Regions from separate parts of the Homo sapiens genome. Here region 1 is linked to region 2. Evidence: chromatin loops called from intact Hi-C (ENCODE). Cell type or tissue: mammary epithelial cell. All regions are shown on one strand. Each heading gives the region's core, and the rest is flanking DNA. Links, peaks and the distances in the headings are about the cores only.

Region 1 (9,448 bases), core at 655-8,654, 140 kb before region 2:
GTCTCTTGGGGCCAGGACTCTGGACTCCCCTTTCCCACTGTCTGCCTTACTTGGAGCAGTGGCAGCTCCACTGCAGAGGTTCCTGGAAGGCAGGGGGCTCCTCTGCAGGTGGGGAGAGCCCAGCCTTTCCCAGGGATCTGAGCTGGCCATGCGGGGAAGGCGGGCAGAGGCCTGCTCTGGGTCAGCTGTGGATGAACCAGGGCTGCCTGCATGGCGGTGCCAAGAGGTGCTCTAATGTGGCGGGTTTGCAGGGACCCTGGAGTGCCAAGGTCAGGTTCGCTCCTGGTGGAGTGACTGCTCACGGCCAGGGAAGCCTCTGAGAGGCAGGAGCAGCTGGAGGGGCTGTGTGTTCCAGGTGAGACTGTGGATGGCCATGCCTGGTATCTGGCGGGCACGATTCAGGTGCTGCTCCTTGGGCTGCTTGGAGGGACTACAGGCCTGAAATGTCCGGCGGGATACTTTGAGCCATTCGGAAAGGACATGCTGGGGCTCTGGGTTCTGGATCTTTCACTCACCAGGGTTCCTGGGGCTCCCACCTGAAGCCAATTCCTTGGCCAGCAGGGCTCTGACTTGGGAGCCTGGTCATTTGCCAGGAAGTGGCACAGGGAGACTGGCACCATGGGAGACCCCTCAGTCCAGAGTCTCATCATCAGTCACCAGTCCAGGACGCTTACCCTAGCAGCATCTTTTAAAAATTATTTTTATTTACTATTTTGAGACAGGGTCCTGGTCTGTCGCCCAGGCTGGAGTGCAGCGGCGCCATCTTGACTCACTGCAACCTCCAGCTCCCAGGTTCCGGCGATTCTCCTGCCTCAGCCTCCTGAGTAGCTGGCATTATGGGCGCCCACCACCACACCCGTCTAATTTTTGTATTTTTAGTAGAGACAGGGTTTCACCATGTTGGCCAGGCTGCTGTCAAACTCCTGACCTCAAGTGATCTGCCCGACTTGGCCTCCCAAAGTGCTGGGATGACAGGCATGAGCCACCATGCCTGGCCATGATATTTTACTGTCAACTATCATTGCCCTCCTGTGCAATGGAACACCCAATTTCTTCTTCCTAACTGTAACTTTGTACCCATGGGCCAGCCTCTCCTCATCCTCCCTTCTGCCTTAGTTTTTCACCCAAATCTCATTACAGTAGAACCCCAGAACCTACCGGGTGCAGTGGCTCAGGCCTGTAATCCCAGCACTTTGGGAGGCTGAGGCAGGGGCATCACCTGAGGTCAGGAGTTAGAGACCAGCCTGGCCAACATGACGAAACCTCATCTGTACTAAAAATACAAAAATCAGCTGGGTGTGGCAGTGGGTGCTTATAATCCCAGCTACTCAGGATGCTGAGGCAGGAGAATCGCTTGAACCCAGGAGGCAGAGGTTGCAGTGAGCTGAGATCATGCCATTGCACTCCAGCCTGGGCAACAAGAATGAAACTCCGTCTCAAAAACAAAAACAAAAACAAAAGAAACAAAAAAAAAAACGGCTAGGCACGGTGGCTCACGCCTATAATCCCAGCACTTTGGGAGGCCGAGGCGGGTGGATCACCTGAGGTCAGGAGTTTGAGACCAGCCTGGCCAACATGGTGAAACCCGTCTCTACTAAAAATAAAAAAAAAAATTAGCCGGGTGTGGTGGCATGTGCCTGTAATCCCACCTACTTGGGAGGTTGAGGGAGGAGAATCGCTTGAACCCAGGAGGTGGAGGTTGCAGTGAGCTGAGATCGCGCCATTGCACACTCTAGCCTGGGCAACAAGAGCAAAACTCCGTCTCAAAAAATAAAAAAGAACCCTAGACCCAACTTGCTCTAGGAGGCAGAAGTGAAATGGCCTCGAAGCCTACAGATAAATCCTGCCTTTACCATTTACCAGCTGGGTGACCTTGGGCAGTTTGCTTGACCTCTCTGAGCCTTTATTTCCTTGTGGACAAGTTGGGCATGACAGTGGCGTCTACTGGCATGAACAAGGTTGCTGAGAGGGCTGCCATGAGGGGCGTGGCCCAGCAGTTCCCACCATGCTGAGCACGTGGCAGGAGTTAAGGGAATGGAAGGCAATCCAGAAGAACCCATGACCCCTGAGAAAGGCTTGCGGAAGAAGGTGGGCAGGGAGAGGTTTGGGAGGGGACCTGGTGGGATTTGGGGAGTCCTCAGAACTGACACAGGGAGGCCTTACTCAAGATCCAGCCACCTGCCAGGCGCAGTGGCTCACGCCTGTAATCCCAGCACTTTAGGAGGCCGAGGCGAGTGGATTGCCTGAGGTCAGGAGTTCAAGACCAGCCTGGCCCACATGGTGAAACCTGTCTGTGTTAAAAATACAAAAATCAGCCAGGTGTGGTGATGGACACCTGTAATCCCAGCTACTCGGGAGCCTGAGGTAGGAGAATCGCTTGAACCCAGGAGGCGAAGGTTGCAGTGAGCCGAGATTGTGCCATTGCACTCCAGCCTGGGTGACAGAGCAAGACTTCGTCTCAAAACAAAAACACAAAAACAAACAAAAAACAGCTACCAGGGTAAAGGCTGAGCCGGCGGGCCCTGCCTTGACTCGGAGTCCTGACTGTCCCCAGATGAAGCGCCCTCAGTTCAGCAAGCCGCCAGGAGGCCACCACAAGACCCAGCGCTCAGGTGCCATGGGCAGAGGGGGTGGGCAGACGGGGGGCGAGCTCCAGGAACCCCCAGAGGAGCACAACTTGCTCACGAGCACACAATTCCTTGGTGGGGGCTATCAGGAAGGAGAAGGATCCCCAGCCACAGCAGTTGCCACCCATGGACCCAAAGTTGCTGAAGCAGCTGAGGAAGGCAGAGAAGGCCGAGAGGGAGTTCCGGAAGAAGTTCAAGGTGAGGCCTCTGAGCTAAGCAGGAGTCCTGGCAGGGCGGAGACCAGGGTCCCACCGATCCCAGGCTCAGAAAGAAGACAGGGGCCCAAGGGCGGCAGCACAAGCAGAGGCCCTAACATCTCGCGCCCCAGTTTGAAGGGGAGATCGTGGTTCACACGAAGATGATGATCGACCCCAACGCTAAGACACGTCGCGGGGGTGGCAAGCACCTCGGGATCCGGCGCGGGGAGATCCTGGAGGTGATCGAGTTCACCAGCAATGAGGAGATGCTGTGCCGGGACCCCAAAGGCAAATGTGAGTGCGCCCGGCCCCGCAGCCCCGGGAGGTCCCCGCCGCCACCCTGGGCCTCAGAACCCACCATGCCCACTCTCTCCACAGATGGCTACGTGCCCAGAACAGCGCTCCTGCCCCTGTGAGTGCCAGCCCTGACCGTGGTGGGGGAGTGCGGGGTGTGTGGTGCAGGGTGGGGGGAATGGGCCACGGTGCCCCTTGCTGACCCAACTGTGCTCTGCCAGGGAGACGGAGGTGTACGATGATGTCGACTTCTGCGGTACGTGGACACTCTGGGAGGGCTGGAGGGACCCTGGCGATTCCCCGGGGGCGCTGCTCACTATTGGGCTTCTGGGGAGAGGGGTCCATGGAAGTCACGCTTCCTCGGCAGATCCCCTGGAAAACCAACCACTCCCCCTGGGACGGTAAGACCGGTAGGCGTGGGGCCAGGACAGCCAGCCAGCCCAGCGCCCGCTCACCCAGGAGCCCTGGATCCCGGCGCGGGAAAGTCACAGAGCTGCCTGGGCTTGTACCTGGCCACATAAAGCCCCAGTTTAAAGCAGTCCCTGCTTCTTGTCTTTTCTTTCCCTCCTGATTGGCACACAGTGGAGCAAAGGCACGGGAACCCCCTGACCAAACACAAAAGGGGGTGTGTCTGGGGTCACCCTGCCATGGTCTCACCCCTCAGGGATAAAAGCCAGTGGGGAGAAAAGGGTGGCAAGAAGCTGGTGAGCAAGGGGGGCTCCGGGTGATCAGAACAGCATGTGCTACCAGGCAGGCAGCCGGGCAGGACGCGCCCCTCCACAGCCAACAGAACAGCAGCAGCCAGGCCTCCTTGCCAGGTATGCACACCTGCTTGGCCTGAGTGGATCCTGAGAGCGCTTCACTGGGGGAAGGGGTGGGGCCTATACCCAATTCTGACAGAGCCCAGGTATCAATCAGATTTGGCCTGAGCCTCTGGCAGGACTGAACACGCATGGAAGGTGGCACACAGTTTGGTCTGTTTCAGCAGGAAAAAAAAAAAGCCAGAGAACAAGCCTGACTCAGGCAGGGCCTGTGCCCCAGGGCGTTAACTTCACAACAGGGAGACAGGATGGCTTTCGGGGGGCTTTTTTTTTTTTTTTTTTGAGACGGAGTCTTGCTCTGTTGCCCAGGCTGGAGTGCAGTGGCGCGATCTCACTCACTGCAACCTCCGCCTCCTGGGTTCGAGTGATTCTCCTGCCTCAGCCTCCTGAGTAGCTGGGACTACAGCCATGAACCACCGCGCCTGGCCTCAGAAGGCTCTAAACAGCCAAACGCTCCATTGTAAGCCGGGGGATTACAGCCCACAGGAAGGCAGTTTCCAGGGAAGAGTCTCCCCCCATCTGTGGGCAGGCACCCACCCCTGGGGCCTCAGACAAGCAAGAGAGGGGATGAGATCCCTGCTGCTTGGACTGGAAGCTCGAGTGACCCCAGCTCCCCACACCTCGCGTGGTTGCCCACACAGCACACACAAGCAGGCCGTTTTCAGGAACCGGTATTTATTATCAAAGTCATATTCGATGTCAACAAGATGCCACAACTACAAAAAAAATTGCGCACATTGCAATCTCAATGCAAACAGTCAAATGGAACCCCAGTCATTAAAAAAGTAATTCAAATTACCCCAAAAAGCAACTGAATTTTTTAAACATCTTTATACATCCAGCCAACAAATTAAAATGGTTAACAAGAAAAAATACAAATTCAGAGGTCTCGTATCGATGTTTAAAAAAGGCAACTGCTTAAGCGTTTCTATCAATTCGAACGTCAATCTCTCGGCCACTCAGCTTCATGCCATTCATCATCCGGCAGGCTCTCTCGGCCACCTCTGGCGACTCGAACTTAACCACGCCACACCCCTTGGACTTCCCATTCTCCATCTTGATGTCGGCGTACAGCACGTGGCCTAGGACAGGGAGGGAAGAAGAGACGACACTCAGTCCCGATTTTGTTAGATTTTGGTGGACAGAGTCAAAAAGGAGAGGCCCTGAAGCCTAGAGCACAAAGGCTCAGAATACAATGGCGAGAACCAATGACTACGGCCCCCTCAGCCACACTGCCATTCTTCTGCTAACAGAGCCTGCCCCTGCCCCATGAAAAGCCTTCCTGGCGGATTCAATGCACGCCTTTACGCTTCAGGAAGTTCAAAAAAGAAGGCGCAGTGTAAAGCCAGCTTTATAGGCAGAAAGTTCCCATACATTTTACAAAGTCTTCATTTTTGATATGCCACCGCCCCTGGTTACAAAGCCATCCGCAATCCAATGGACACGTCTGTACTGTCCAAATGAAAGCCAGCAGGTTTCACTTATTCATTTGAGCACCCGTTAAGCATCCAGATATGTGTCAACGCCGTGGACAGAGCCCTAGAGGGCAAAGGCTCTACTCCAGGAGTACCAAAGGTGGTAGGGCCACAATGCCAGAGGTGGGAACTCAGTGCCTAAGAGAGGGCCCAGGGCAGGTAGGGTGGAGGGGTCCTCAGGGGCAAGTTCTGAGTGAGCTTACACAGAAATTCACCAGAAAGAAGACTTGCCAGTAATTGGCTCACACGAGAGCATTGCGGGACACGTGCAGCACTTGCCGCTCAGGTTCTGGGACAGGAGGGAGATGGAGGAGGATAGGACCAGGTCTTCAAGGGGCTTGTGAGTCTGGACTTCCTCTTGAAGGCACAGGGCCGCTCCAGGCATTGCAAAAGTGGGGGCTGGGGGCGCTGTGATCCCACTGGCCTTTTCAGAATATCTAGCTACAACATGGGAACTCAGGAGTGGGGAAAGAGGTGAAGAATGGAGCAAAGAGGCAGATCATGACTCAACGGCTTGCCCCAAGAACCATGGAGAAGCAGCAATGGTGGTGAAATCGGAGCCACTGCTGAAACAGGAAGCGGGAGGACAGTGCGGAAGCAGCTGCCCAGACCTCTAGCTCAGGCCCCTCTAGCTAAAAAGAACAGAGGTGGTGCATGCGGGGTGGGGGCTCACCCTGGAGGGCAGGGAAGGAAGACAACTTGCTTTCAGCCACAGACAGAGCCCTCCAGAAGAGTTGCCCGATGTGCCAGGAAACCACAAGACCTTAGCCTCACCCTCACAGGAGCTGCTGTGTGCCCAGAGCCTGCACCGCCTCCCCATGGCACCTGCTGGGCTGTGTTCTCTCCGAGGCCCCACACCAGCTGTGCTGAGGGGAAAGCGACCTCGTCTGGGATGTATTTATTTAGCCTTGCCACCTAGAAGCCAGGTAACCTCAGAAGGAAGACTCTGCCTGACTCATCTGTGAAATGGGGACACTACTACCTTGTTTCAAAGACTCAAAAAGAAAAAAGGAAGTAAGGATGAAATGAGAACACAGCTGAAAAACATGTGACACATCACAGGACACTCAACAACCTGCCTGAGCATTGGCGTGGGCAGAACATGGCAAGGCCATGGGTCCTGAGCCGACGGAGGGGGCTGGGAGGGAGGTTTTGCTGCTGACTCGGCTGCGTCACCAACAAGCACGAGGGAAGCACCTACAAAGCCGTTCCCAACACTTACCGCACTCGTTGAATTTGTCCTTTAGCATCTTCCATGTGAAATCGAATGGCAGCTGAAGGGGAGAAGAAAAGGGAGACTGATGCGTGATTAAACCAAATCCTAAGGCATGCCTTGCAGCTGGCTCTGAGGGCCATGCTAGATTTCTCACTATACCGAGAAGCTGGCTGCCCTTCAGACTGAGGCGATCAGCAGGAAACTAATAGATACATGTGGGACAAGGCTGTGAAGCGGCACAGCCAGCTCCCTCCCTGGGGCTCTGCCTGTGGGAGCACCGTGCAGGATGGGACACTCAGGCCTGCGGTGCGCAGCCCACAGTCACTAAATAGTGGCTAAGGGTGGCTGAGCTGGGGAAAATAATTCCGTTACAGCCACTTCTTTCCCTGGACCATCGTGCAACACATAGTGCCTCTTCAAGCCAACCAATCAGAAACTGGAGTCTCTGAGCTCAGCGTCTGCTCCATATTCTAGCACAGTGGAGAAGCCCAGGCTCTTCCAGAACCCACAGTTCTCACATTCCTTACTTGTCCCACTAGCATAAAACGTTTGGGACAGTGGCAAGGAGGTGTGGTCCCCTTTGAAGGGCGCCACCTCTGACTTCATCCTGCTGATCTTTGCCTCCCCTGTCCCCTCATGCTCACCACCACCAAGAAGTTCCCCAAGAGCCACTTACATTTCTCACAAATATCTGGCAGGCCTTCCTGGCCACCCCAGGAGCATGGCCTCCAGCTCCACCAAAGGAACCTGCGAAGCTTCCTCCGAAGTTGCCACGCTCCATCTCGATGGCACGGTCAAAGCTGGCACCGCCACCGCCACCCATGGCCAGGCCCATGCGCTCAATGCCAGCGCCCAGGGCCGGGCCCATGGCAGGGCCCATGCGCTCGAGGCTGTTGGCACCCATGCGCTCCAGGCCCATGCGCTCGAGGCTGTTGGCGCCCATGCGCTCCAGGCCCATCCGCTCCAGATTGTTGGCGCCCATGCGCTCCAGGCCGGTGGCCATGCGATCCATCACGGGGCCCATGCGCTCCAGGCCAGCTCCCATACCTGCGGGCACCATGCGCTCCATGCTCAGGCCCATGCGCTCGATGGCAGGGCCCATGCGCTCCACGCCAGAGCCCATGCGCTCAATGGTCTGGCCCACACGGTCGATGGGAGCGGCCATGCGCTCAAGGCCGAAGCCCATGCCGGCACCCATGCGCTCCACGCCAGAGCCAATGCGCTCCATGGTCTGGCCCATGCGCTCAATGCTGGAGGCCATGTGGTCGAGGCCCAGCGGGCCCATGCGCTCAATGCCGGAGCCCATGCGCTCCACGGAGCCCATGCGGTCCATGACCAGGCCCATGCGCTCGATCTCGGAGCCCACGCGATCCATGCCGTGGCCCAGGCCCGCGCCCATGCGCTCCATGCCGGCACCCCCGAGGCGGTCAATGCCAGGACCCATCCTCTCGATCCCAGGGACGCTTCCTCCACCTCCACCTGAAACAGGGACACAAAACACAGGTGGGTGTCAAGAACTTGAGTGTGCGTGTGCACAACACGCCAGACCACTTCAGCTCATGGGCATGGATCAGGGGTAAAGGCCCACCATAATTTACCATTAAGACACCCCTCAAATGTTGACAACAGCTACAGCTGTGTGGTGGGCACATGGGGGCCTCCCAGCATTCTCTCTGCTCTATGCCACAGCTGAGATTTCCATAACACAACTTCTAAAGAACACCCCTGTATGTGTGTCTGTGAGGTGCTAGTGTCTGTGACAAGCTTTGTGAACCATGGACGTCAATTCCTGAGACATCTGAGGTTTCTCCATCAGCAGACACTGAGAAATGCTCCAGGGGGAGGCATGGACACCCCCCACTCGGGGGGCCACCCAGGGTAATGAACAGGAGTTATGTGGAGACAAGTCGGAGTCACTCCCACCTTCCCCTCCCAGCCTGTCCCTCTAGGATGCTCTGCTGGGGGCCACTCTGGCTGCATTTCCTCAGCGCTCCCAGGGCACAGAGAAAGGATTTTCGGCCACACCATCAAGCAGAGGTCAAAAAAACACACACCGAGAGATCCTCTGTGTACAAATGCACACAGCTGGCCACTTTTGGGGACCCTATTGTCAGGGAAACCAAATGACTTGCTGGCTTTGGAAAGAAGATGTTGATGGCACTGCAGAGTGGGCTCTGGTAGCGGCTGGGGGTCAGTCAGCAGAACGAAGGGACGCCCCCACCCGTGGTGCTTGCAACTCTGGAAAGCAGGGTCTGGCTCCGTCAGCAAGGCCACCCCTTTCCACATGCCGAGTTTGGGGCTCCTCCCCGAAACCCTGTCGCTTGCCTCTGAGAGTGGCCATCAGCCCAGAGCCAGCCTGTGACCGACCCAAGCAGCCTAGTCAAAGATACCAATTCAAGAGGAAACTGGGCAGTTTCTCTAACTGGCTCTGTAACTGGCCACACCGCGCCTGCTTCTCTAGCTGCACAGCACACAGTGAGCGGCCAAAGCAGGCCCGACTCTAAGAATGTGTGACTTTCAGAGGGGAGACGTCTCAGAACTTCCCCACAGTATAAGGAACCTAGCGAGAATGGGCACTTTGCCCAAAGGCATCAGAAATGAGGTGGGGCAGCTGGGTGTGGTGGCTCATGCCTGTAATCCCAGTACTTTGGGAGGCCAAGGCGGGCGGAACAAGGTCAGGAGTTCGCGACCAGCCTGGCCAACATGGTGAAACCCCATCTCTACTAAAATTGCAAAAATTAGCTGGGTATGGTGGCGTGCGCCCGTAGTCCCAGCTACTTGGGAGGCTGAGGCAGGAGAATCGCTTGAACCCAGGAGA
Region 2 (9,448 bases), core at 476-8,475:
GAGACTCTGTCTCAAAAACAAAAAAAACAAGAAACAAAACAACAACAACACACACACACGTATACGTAATACATAAGTGCATAAGTGCATAGATAGATAAAATACACTCACATAGAGACGTATTCTTATATATTTATATAATACACTCATGCAGGGTGAGATAATACACACTTTTTTGTACATCTTCTTTTTCTGACCCACTTAAGGATATATTGCACACATAACGTGTGCCTTTTGCCCTTTACTAAGAAAAAAAAGTGTTTATATAACCGTGGTACAGCTAGCAATTTCAGGAAATTTGACCCTGACATAGTACTGTTATCTAATCTATGGTCCATATTCCAGTTTCATCAATTGTGTCAAGCATGACCTGAACAGCTGTGGTTTGTGTTTCTGTTTGTTTTCCTTTGTTTTGGAGACAGGGTCTCACTCTGTCATTCAGGCTGGAGTGCAGTGGTGCGATTATAGCTCACTGCAGCCTCCAACTCCTGGGCTCAAGTGATCCTCCTGCCTCAGCCTCCTGAGCAGCTGGGACTACAGGCACATGCCACCACACCAGGCTAATTTTGGTATTTTTTGGTAGAGACAGGGTTTAGTTACATTGCCCAGGCTGGTCTCAAACTTGAACTCCTGAACTCAGGCGATCCTCCCACCCCGGCATCCCACAGACCTGGGATTACAGGCATGAGCCACTGTGCCTGGCCACAGCTGTTTTTTGTTTTGTTTTGTTTTTTTAAAAAAAACTGAGTCTCCCTCTTTTGCCCAGGCTGGAATGCAGTGGCATGATCTCAGCTCACCACAACCTCAGCCTCCTGGGTTCAAGCAATTCTCCTGCCTCAGCCTCCTGAGTAGCTGGGAATACAGGCACACGCCACCATGCCCAGCTAATTTTTGTATTTTTAGTAGAGATGGGGTTTCACTATGTTGGTCAGGCCGGTCTCGAACTCTGACCTCATGATCCTCCCGGATACACTATAATGTGCTAGGATTACAGGCGTAAGCCACCGCGCCCGGCCTCACAGCCATGTTTTTTATGAGCAGGACCCTATCCAGAATCATCCACTGCATTTCATTGTCATATCCTGTTGGTCCTTTTTTTTTTTTTTTTTAATCTGAGACAGGGTCGTTGTTATGTTGCCGAGGCTGGTCTCAAATCTGGACTCAAGCAATCTTCCTGCCTCAGCCTACTGAGTAACTGGGAATACAGGTGCATTCGCTATACCAGGCAGGGCACTGGCATTTTTTGAGACACGGTCTCACTTTGTCACCAAGGCTGGAGTGCAGCAGTGAGATCACAGCTCACTGCAGCCTCAACCTCCTGGGCTCAAGTGATCCTCCCACCTCAGCCTCCTGAGTAGCTGGGACAACAGGCATAAGCCACTATGCCTGGCCAAACACTGATATTTTCGAGATGTACACACCGGTTTTTTGTAGCACGTCCTCCATTTTGCATTTGTCTGATGCAGATGTTTCTTCCCCTTAAGGTGCCTGTTATGTATTTTTGGCAGTGATGTTGTGTCCTTCTCAGTGTATGATATCAGGAGGCACATGATATCTGTTTGCTCATTGGCACCATGAATGGTGCTAAGATTTAACTACATAAGTTGAATCCTAGATGGTCAATGCTGCAATGGGGTAAGCACACAGGCCTAGAAGAGTATAGAAAAGATGTCAATCCCATTAGGTAAGGATTCCTGGAGCAGGGGTCCTAAGACTGAGAGATGCTTGACAGAGTCCTAGACAAAGTGTACAGGAAATAGATGACTCAGGTTCAAGGAAGAGCATGAAAAATTCTCTCTGGCTTGAGACATGCAGGATTCTTCTCAGACAAGCCCACAAGGTTGTTAGGACTATGTAATGGCACATCGTGTCCAGTGACTGGCCTCTACCGCCCCCAGCAACTAACCACAGTCTTCCTGCCACACTGTACTCACATCCAGGTCACCAAGAAAGGTCAGCCCAAGAGCAGGACCTCAAACACTCAGGGCAGAAAGGATGACTCAGAATCTGGGCTGGTGCTCAGAAGGGAACGGGGTTGCCTTTCCACCCTCCCCTATTAGCTTTTCCCCATAATTCCTTCCAGTCTGGGAACTTGTACATTGCAGGGCAGACAGCTATGAAGTCACTAAGGAAATAATAACTGTAGCAGCGTACATTTATTTAGTGCCACCTTTACACCATCAGACACTTGTGTAATCCATTTTATCTCAACCTCAAGTCGGTCCCTGAAAGGAGATAAATTGAGCTTCTGAGACCTTTAGGAATTTGGACAAAGTCACACAGCTCAGAAGGGTCAAGATTTGAACCTAGGCCAGGCGTGGTGGCTCATGTCTGTAATTCCAGCAATTTGGGAGGCTGAGGTGGGCAGATTACCTGAGATCAGGAGTTTGAGACCAGCCAGGCCAACCTGGTGAAAACTTCTCTCTACTAAAAATACAAAATATTAGCTGGGCATGGTGGTGAGTGCTACCTCCCAGCTACTTGGGAGGCGGAGGCAGGAGAATCGCTCTAACCTAGGAGGCAGAGGCTGCAGTGAGCCAAGATCGCACAACTGCACTCCAGCCTGGGTGACAAAGCCAGAATCCATCTCAAAAAAAGAGATAAAAAAAAAGATTTGAACCTAGTTCTCTTTAGTTCCAAACCATTGAATCTCTCTTTCTGTCTTTTAAGACGGTGGCGGGGGAGGGCACGTGGGGTGGTGGTGGGATGTCTTGCTGTGTTGCCAAGGCTGGATTGGAACTACTGGGCCCAAGAAATCCTCCCATCTCAGCCTGCTCACTAGCTGGAATTAACGGTGCCCAAAACCGTGACCTCTTTTATTTTATTTTTCATTTAATTTTGTTGTTGTTTTGTTTTTGAGACGGAGTCTCACTCTGTCGCCCAGGCTGGAGTGCAGTGGCACTATCTCGGCTCACTGCAAGCTCCACCTCCTGGGTTCATGCCATTCGCCTGCCTCAGCCTCCCGAGTAGCTGGGATTACAGGTGCCCGCCACCAGGCCCAGCTAATTTTTTGTATTTTTAGTAGAGATGGGGTTTCACCGTGTTAGCCAGGATGGTCTTGATCTCCTGATCTCATGATCCGCCCGCCTCGGCCTCCCAAAGTGCTGGGATTACAGGCGTGAGCCACCGTACCTGGCCTATTTTTAAAGCTTGTCATTGTTTTGTAATTTACGATTTATTTATTTATTTATTTGAGACAGCGTCTTGTTCTGTCACCCAGGCTGGAGTGCAGTGGGGCGATCTCGACTTACTACTACCTATGCCTCCCAGCTTCAGGGGGTTCTTATGCCTCAGCCTCCTGAGTAGCTGGGATTACAGCTGCTGGCCACCATGCCCGGCTAATTTTTGTATTTCTAGCAGAGACTGGGTTTCACCATGTTGATCTTGAACTCCTGATCTCCAGTGATCCACCCGCCTCGGCCTTCCAAAGTGTTGGGATTACAGGCGTGAGCCATCGCGCCCAGCCTATTTTTATTTTTGGGAAATTATTTTTACAACAATAAGAAAAAGCTAGAGATAGATTCCCCCACTACCCCCCACCCCGAAAATTCCTTCTCTGTATATACCCGGTTTGACAACCGCGGCCCCGGGGGGTTTACCCTAGATAGCAGCGCCCTCTGGTGGTGAACTCGAGAGCAGCTGTTCTGGCCGCTCAGACGCGCTCCTTTCCCGCTGATCCCAGGCGCCTGAGAGGAAGTTCAAGGCCTCCTGGCGGCTGCCCGCCCGCTGTGGGAGGCTCGAGAAGACTGAGTAAATCAAGGGGGAAGTGGAGATGATGACGACGATGATGATTTTTGAGACAGAGTCTCGCTCTGTCGCCCAGGCTGGAGTACAGTGGCGCGATCTCGGCTCACTGCAACCTACACCTCCCGGGTTCAGGGGATTCTCCTGCCTTGGCCTCCCAAGTAGCTGGGACTACAGGCGCACGCCACCACACCCGACTAACTTTTGTATTTGTAGTAGAGATGAGGTTTCACCATGTTGGCCAGGCTGGTCTCAAACTCCTGACTTCAAGTGATCCACCCGCTTCAGCCTCCCAAATTGCTGGGATTATAGGCGTGAGCCACTGCACCCCGGTTGAGACAGTCTTGCTCTTGGCCCAGGCTGCAGTGCAGTGGCGTGATCATAGCTTACTGTAGCCTCAAATTCCTGGGCTCAATCAATTCTGCCATCTCAGCATCCTGAGTAGCTGGGACTACGGGAACATGCTACCATCCCCAGCTAATTTTTAAAAATGTCTGCTGGGTGCAGTGGCTCATGCCTGTAATCCCAGCACTTTGGGAGGTCGAGGCGGGTGGATTACGAGGTCAGCAGATGGAGACCATCCTGGCTAATGCGGTGAAACCCCATCTCTACTAAAAATACAAAAAATTAGCCAGGCATGGTGGCAGGTGCCTGTAATCCCAGCTACTAGGGAGGCTGAGGCAGGGGAATTGCTTGAACCCTGGAGGCGGAGCTTGCAGTGAGCCGAGATTGCGCCACTGCACTCCAGCCTGGGCGACAGAGCAAGACTCTGTCTCAAAAATAAATAAATAAATTTTCTAGAGACAGGGTCTTGCTTTGTTGCCCAGGCTGGTCTCAAACTCTCAGCCTCAAGCAATTCTCCTGTCTTAGCCTCTCGAGGCACTAGGATTACAGGCATGCACACCACAACTGGCCAATGCTGTCTTTTGAAGCTCCTGACTGGGGCCAATTAGCTCTCATGTCAGGGGTGTCAATGTTCTGAGACAGGCCGGGCACAATGGCTCACGCCTGTAATCCCAGCATTTTGGGAGGCAGAGGTGGGCGGATCACCTGAGGTCAGGAATTTGAGACCAGCCTCGCCAACATGGTGAAACCCTGTCTCTACTAAAAATACAAACAATTAGCTGGGCTGATAGCAGGTGCCTGTAATCCCAGCTACTGGAGAGACTGAGGCTGAAGAATTGCTTGAATTCGGGAGGCGGAGCTTGCAGTGAGCTGAGATCGCGCCACTGTACTCCAGCCTTGGCGACAGAGCGAGACTGTCTCAAAAAAAAAAAAAAAAAAAAAAAAAAAACTGTTCAGAGACAGGCGCAGTCTCTCTGGGCAGTTAAGCATTCCAGATGGGGGCAGGGGTGCCTTGGAGTTTCCAGGAGGCCCCTAAAATGGCAAAGGAGCTGAAAGTGGCTCCCAAGGGGTTCAATGTATTCTGGAGTGCCCGGGAACCTCCTCCCTCTCTCTTTTCTTTTCTGACTCAAGCCTCAGCCTGGGACAGGGTGGGAGAGAGAAGGGTCACATTTTCTACCATGAACACCCAGGGTATTAGGAATGTGGGGGAGGAGGGAAGTTGTTTAAGAGGTCTAAGAGCATCTTCCTCACCCACGCAAGCAAAATTCCTTTTCTTTCTTTCTTTCTCTTTCCTTCTTTCTTTCTTTCTCTTTCTTTCTTTCTATTTCCGTCCCTCCCTCTCTCTCTTTCTTTCTTTTCTCCCCTCTTTCTCTCTTTCTTCCTTCCATCCTTCCCTCCCTCCCTCCTTTCTTCCTTTTTCTTTCCTTCTTTTTCTTTCTTTCTCTTTCCCTCCCTCCCTCTTTTTCTTTCTTCTTTTCCCCCCTTTCTCTCTTCCTTCCTTCCTTCCCTCCCTCCCTCCTTTCTTTCTTTCTTTCTTTCTTTCTTTCTTTGTCTCTCTTTTCTTTCTTTCTTTTTTTTTTGACAGAGTCTCGCTCTGTCACCCAGGCTGGAGTGCAGTGGCGCGATCTTCGCTCACTGAAACCTCTGCCTCAGCCTCCTGAGTAGCTGGGATTACAGGTGCACAGCACCATGCCCGGATACATTTTTTAGTTTTAGTACAGATGGGGTTTCGCCATGTTGGCCAGGCTGGTCTCCAACGCCTGACCTCAGGTGATCCGCCCACCTCAACCTCCCAAATTGCTGGGCATGCAGGCATGAGCCACCGTGCCCGGCCCCTTTTCTTTCTTATACCTCTCCCCACTGGCTAGCTAGGCAGGAATACTCTTCAGAAATTCTTGGTCTGCAGGGAGCTTGAAATCACCTTTCAATCTTTCCATTCAGTGAAAATTTATTGAGTGTCTACTGTGTGCTGAGCACCTGTGGTGGGATTCTGAGTAGCTGGGATTACAGGCGCCCACCACCACAGGCTGGAGTGCAATACTGCACTCTCAGCCCATTGCAACCTCTGCCTCCTGAGTTCAAGTGATTCTCCTGCCTCAGCCTCCTGAAGAGCTGGGATTACAGGCGCACGCCACAATGCCCAGCTAAATTTTGTTTTTTTTTTTTGAGACGGAGTCTCGCTCTGTCACCTAGGCTGGAGTGCAGTGGTGCGATCTTGGCTCACTGCAAACTCCGCCTCCCGGGTTCATGCCATTCTCCTGCCTCAGCCTCCTGAGTAGCTGGGACTACAGGCACCCGCCACCACGCCCGTCTAATTTTTTGTATTTTTAGTAGAGACGGGGTTTCACCGTGTTAGCCACGATGGTTTCAATCTCCTGACCTCGTGATCCGCCTGCCTTGGCCTCCCAAAGTGCTGGGACTACAGGCGTGAGCCACCGCGCCTGGCCAATTTTTGTATTTTCAGTAGAGACGAGGGTTTCAACATATTGGTCAGGCTGGTCTCGAACTCCTGAACTCAAGTGATCCGCCTGCCTCAGCCTCACAACATTCTGGGATTACAGGCATGAGCCACCACTCTGGCCGCAATTTCCAATCTCCTTTTCTCTCTCTCTGTCTCTCTCTCTCTCTCTCTCTCTCTCACACACACACACACACACACACAAACACACACCCCTCTGCTTCCATCATAACACCTTCTATAACTCTGACCCTCCTACCTTTCTCTTCTTTTTTATTTTGAGACAGAGTCTCTGTCTTTCAGGCTGAAGTGCAGTGGTGTGATCTTGGCTCACTGCAATCTCTGCTTCCTGGGTTCAAGAGAAGTGATTCTCATGCCTCAGCCTCTGGAGTAGCTGGGACTACAGGCATGCACCACCATGCCTGGCTAAATTTTTTGTGTGTTTTTAGTAGAGGAAGGGTTTCACCATGTTAGCCAGGCTGGTCTCGAACTCCTGGCTTCAAGTGATCTGTCCGCCTCAGCCTCCTAAAGTGCTGGGATTACAGGCGTGAGCCACTGTGCCAGCCATAATGATTTTATGTTATGAGACAGGGTCTCACTCTGTTGCCCAGGCTGCAGTACAGTGGCTCAATCATGGCTCACTGCAACTTCGACCTCCTGGGCTCAAGCGATCCTCCTGCCTCAGCTTCCCAATGTGCTGGGATTACCGGAATGTGTCACTGCACCTGGCCAATAATCAGGTTTTTATCTTGCCTTTCTTCTCTAAAAGTGTCACTGGAAAACCAGATAGTACATAAGAAGAAGTATCTTGCATAAAAAAAAAAAAAAGAATTCAACTAACAAATAAGGACGAAATGGCCAGGCGTGGTGGCACAAGCCTGTAATCCCAGCTACTAGGGAGGCTGAGGAAGGAGAATCACTTGAACCTGGGAGGCAGAGGTTGCAGTAAGCTGAGATTGTGCCACTGCACTCCAGCCTGGGTGACAGAGCGAGATTCCATCTCATAAAAAAAATTAAATAAGTAAATAAAGAAGGAAGAAACACAAGAGATATGACATCACTATTTTGTAATCTCTAAGGAGTTAATTCTCGATGGCTACTGGACTGAGGAAAGGAGGCACAGCCAAACATCACAAGCCTCCTAGTGAAAGAACAGAACGCCATCAGTAGTCATGTCAAAGTAATCAAATCTGAGTCTGACCCCAGTTCTAGAAGCAACCGCCAATTTGCAGGGAATACCAAGGACAGAAGAACATCCTGAACTAACTACACAATGAGTGTAGGATCAGCAACATTTAGACCATAGGAAACACTTCAGGACAAGCAGCCAATTGTGCGATCCTTTTTTTTTTTTTCCTTCCTTCCTTCCTTCCTTCCTTCCTTCCTTCCTTCCTTCCTTCCTTCCTTCCTTCTTTCCTTCCTCCTTCCCTTCCCCTCCCTTCCTCCCTTCCTCCCTTCCTCCCTTTCTCTCTTTCTCTCTTTCTTTCTTTCTTTCACAGGGTCTCACTCTGTTTCCCAGGCTGGAGTGCAGTGATGTGATCACAGCTCACTGCAGCCTTGATCACCTGGGCTCGAGCGATCCTCCCACCTCAGCCTCCCCAGTAGCTGGGACTACAGGTGCATGCCACCATACCCAGCTAATTTTTGTAGTTTTTGTAGAGATGGGGGGTCTCACTATATTGCCCAGGATAATCTCGAACTCCTGGGCTCAACCGTTCCTGCTGCCTCGGCCTCCCAAAGTGCTGGGATTACAGGTGTGAGGCACCATGCCCAGGCATGCAATGCTTCTATTGTAAGGGAAAGGGAGGGATGGAGAGGAACCTGTGAATTAAAAGAGGCTTAGGCCGGGCGCGGTGGCTCACACCTGTAATCCCAGCACTTTGGGAGTCCCAGGTGGGCAGATCACCTGAGATCGGGAGTTCCAGACCAGCCTGGCCAACATGGAGAAACTCCATCTCTACTAAAAATACAAAAATTAGCCGGACGTGGTGGCGCATGCCTGTAATCCCAGCTACTCAGGAGGCTGAGGCAGGAGAATCGCTTGAATCTAAGAGGCAGAGGTTGCAGTGAGCCAAGATTGCACCACTGGACTCCAGCCTGGGCAACAAGAGTGAAACTGCATCTCAAAAAAATAAAATTAAAAATAAATAAATAAATAAATAAACAGGCTTAGGCCGGGCGCGGTGGCTCGTGCCAGTAATCCCAACACTATGGGAGGCTGAGGCTGGTCGATCACAAGGTCAGGAGATCGAGACCATCCTGACCAACATGGTGAAACCCCATCTCTACTAAAATACAAAAAATTAGCTGGGCATGGTGGCTTGTGCCTGTAGTCCCAGCTGCTCTGGAGGCTGAGGCAGGGGAATCGGTTGAACCTGGGAGATGGAGGTTGCAGTGAGCCAAGATCACGCCACTGCACTCTAACCTGGTAACAGAGCAAGACTCCGTCTCAAAAAAAAAAAAAAAAAAACGGGCAGGGGGAGCTTAAAAGACATATCATTTTCTTTTTGAATGGGCAAGACTAAACTCCAGTGTCTACAGATTCACATTTGGATAATAAAACTATACATGTGCAGTGGCGCTCACCTGTCTCCCAGCTACTCAGGAGGCTAAGGATCATTTGAGCCCAGGAGTTCCAGGCTGCAGTGAGCATTGATTGCACCACTGCACTCCAGCCTGAACAATACAGTGAGACTCTGTCTCGAAATAAATAAATAAGCAAACAAACAGAAACCTACACAGGGCCGGGCGTGTTGGCTCATGCCTGTAATCCCAGCACTTTGGGAGGCCGAGGCAGGTGGATCACCTGAAGCCAGGAGCTCAAGACCAGCATGGTCAACATGGTGAAACCCCATCTCTACTAAAAATACAAAAAATCTGGTCATGGTAGCGGGCACCTGT

What was found. A loop is a pair of places that touch in the nucleus more often than their neighbours do. Peaks named below come from ENCODE experiments on the same cell type or tissue, not always from the same donor. Only the 100,000 strongest peaks of a DNase experiment are listed, where the experiment ranks them.
Region 1: it touches region 2 in a loop (5-fold over the local background); 4 of 110 quality-filtered maps call a loop at or near these places.

The regions. Positions count from the first base shown.
Region 1 is chr19:8,484,264-8,493,711 of GRCh38, reverse strand. HNRNPM (heterogeneous nuclear ribonucleoprotein M) reads right to left here. Exons shown (of 16, transcript NM_005968.5): 14 at 7,307-8,109; 15 at 6,637-6,688; 16 at 4,598-5,021. The coding sequence ends at 4,858. It overlaps PRAM1 (PML-RARA regulated adaptor molecule 1), which reads left to right. Exons shown (of 10, transcript NM_032152.5): 5 at 2,555-2,612; 6 at 2,717-2,825; 7 at 2,956-3,118; 8 at 3,203-3,236; 9 at 3,340-3,374; 10 at 3,486-3,656. The coding sequence ends at 3,523. Among named protein-coding and RNA genes, the nearest start is that of PRAM1, 14 kb to the left of the region's middle. RefSeq lists enhancers at 6,103-6,152, 6,443-6,532. In mammary epithelial cell, for the core only: a CTCF peak has its summit at 1,963; a DNase peak (open chromatin) is centred at 4,061; H3K27ac peaks cover 1,118 bases.
Region 2 is chr19:8,348,304-8,357,751 of GRCh38, reverse strand. No RefSeq gene overlaps it. Among named protein-coding and RNA genes, the nearest start is that of KANK3, 9.8 kb to the right of the region's middle. RefSeq lists an enhancer at 3,544-3,623. In mammary epithelial cell, for the core only: a CTCF peak has its summit at 3,618 (motif pointing left); DNase peaks (open chromatin) are centred at 1,921 and 3,639; H3K27ac peaks cover 1,432 bases.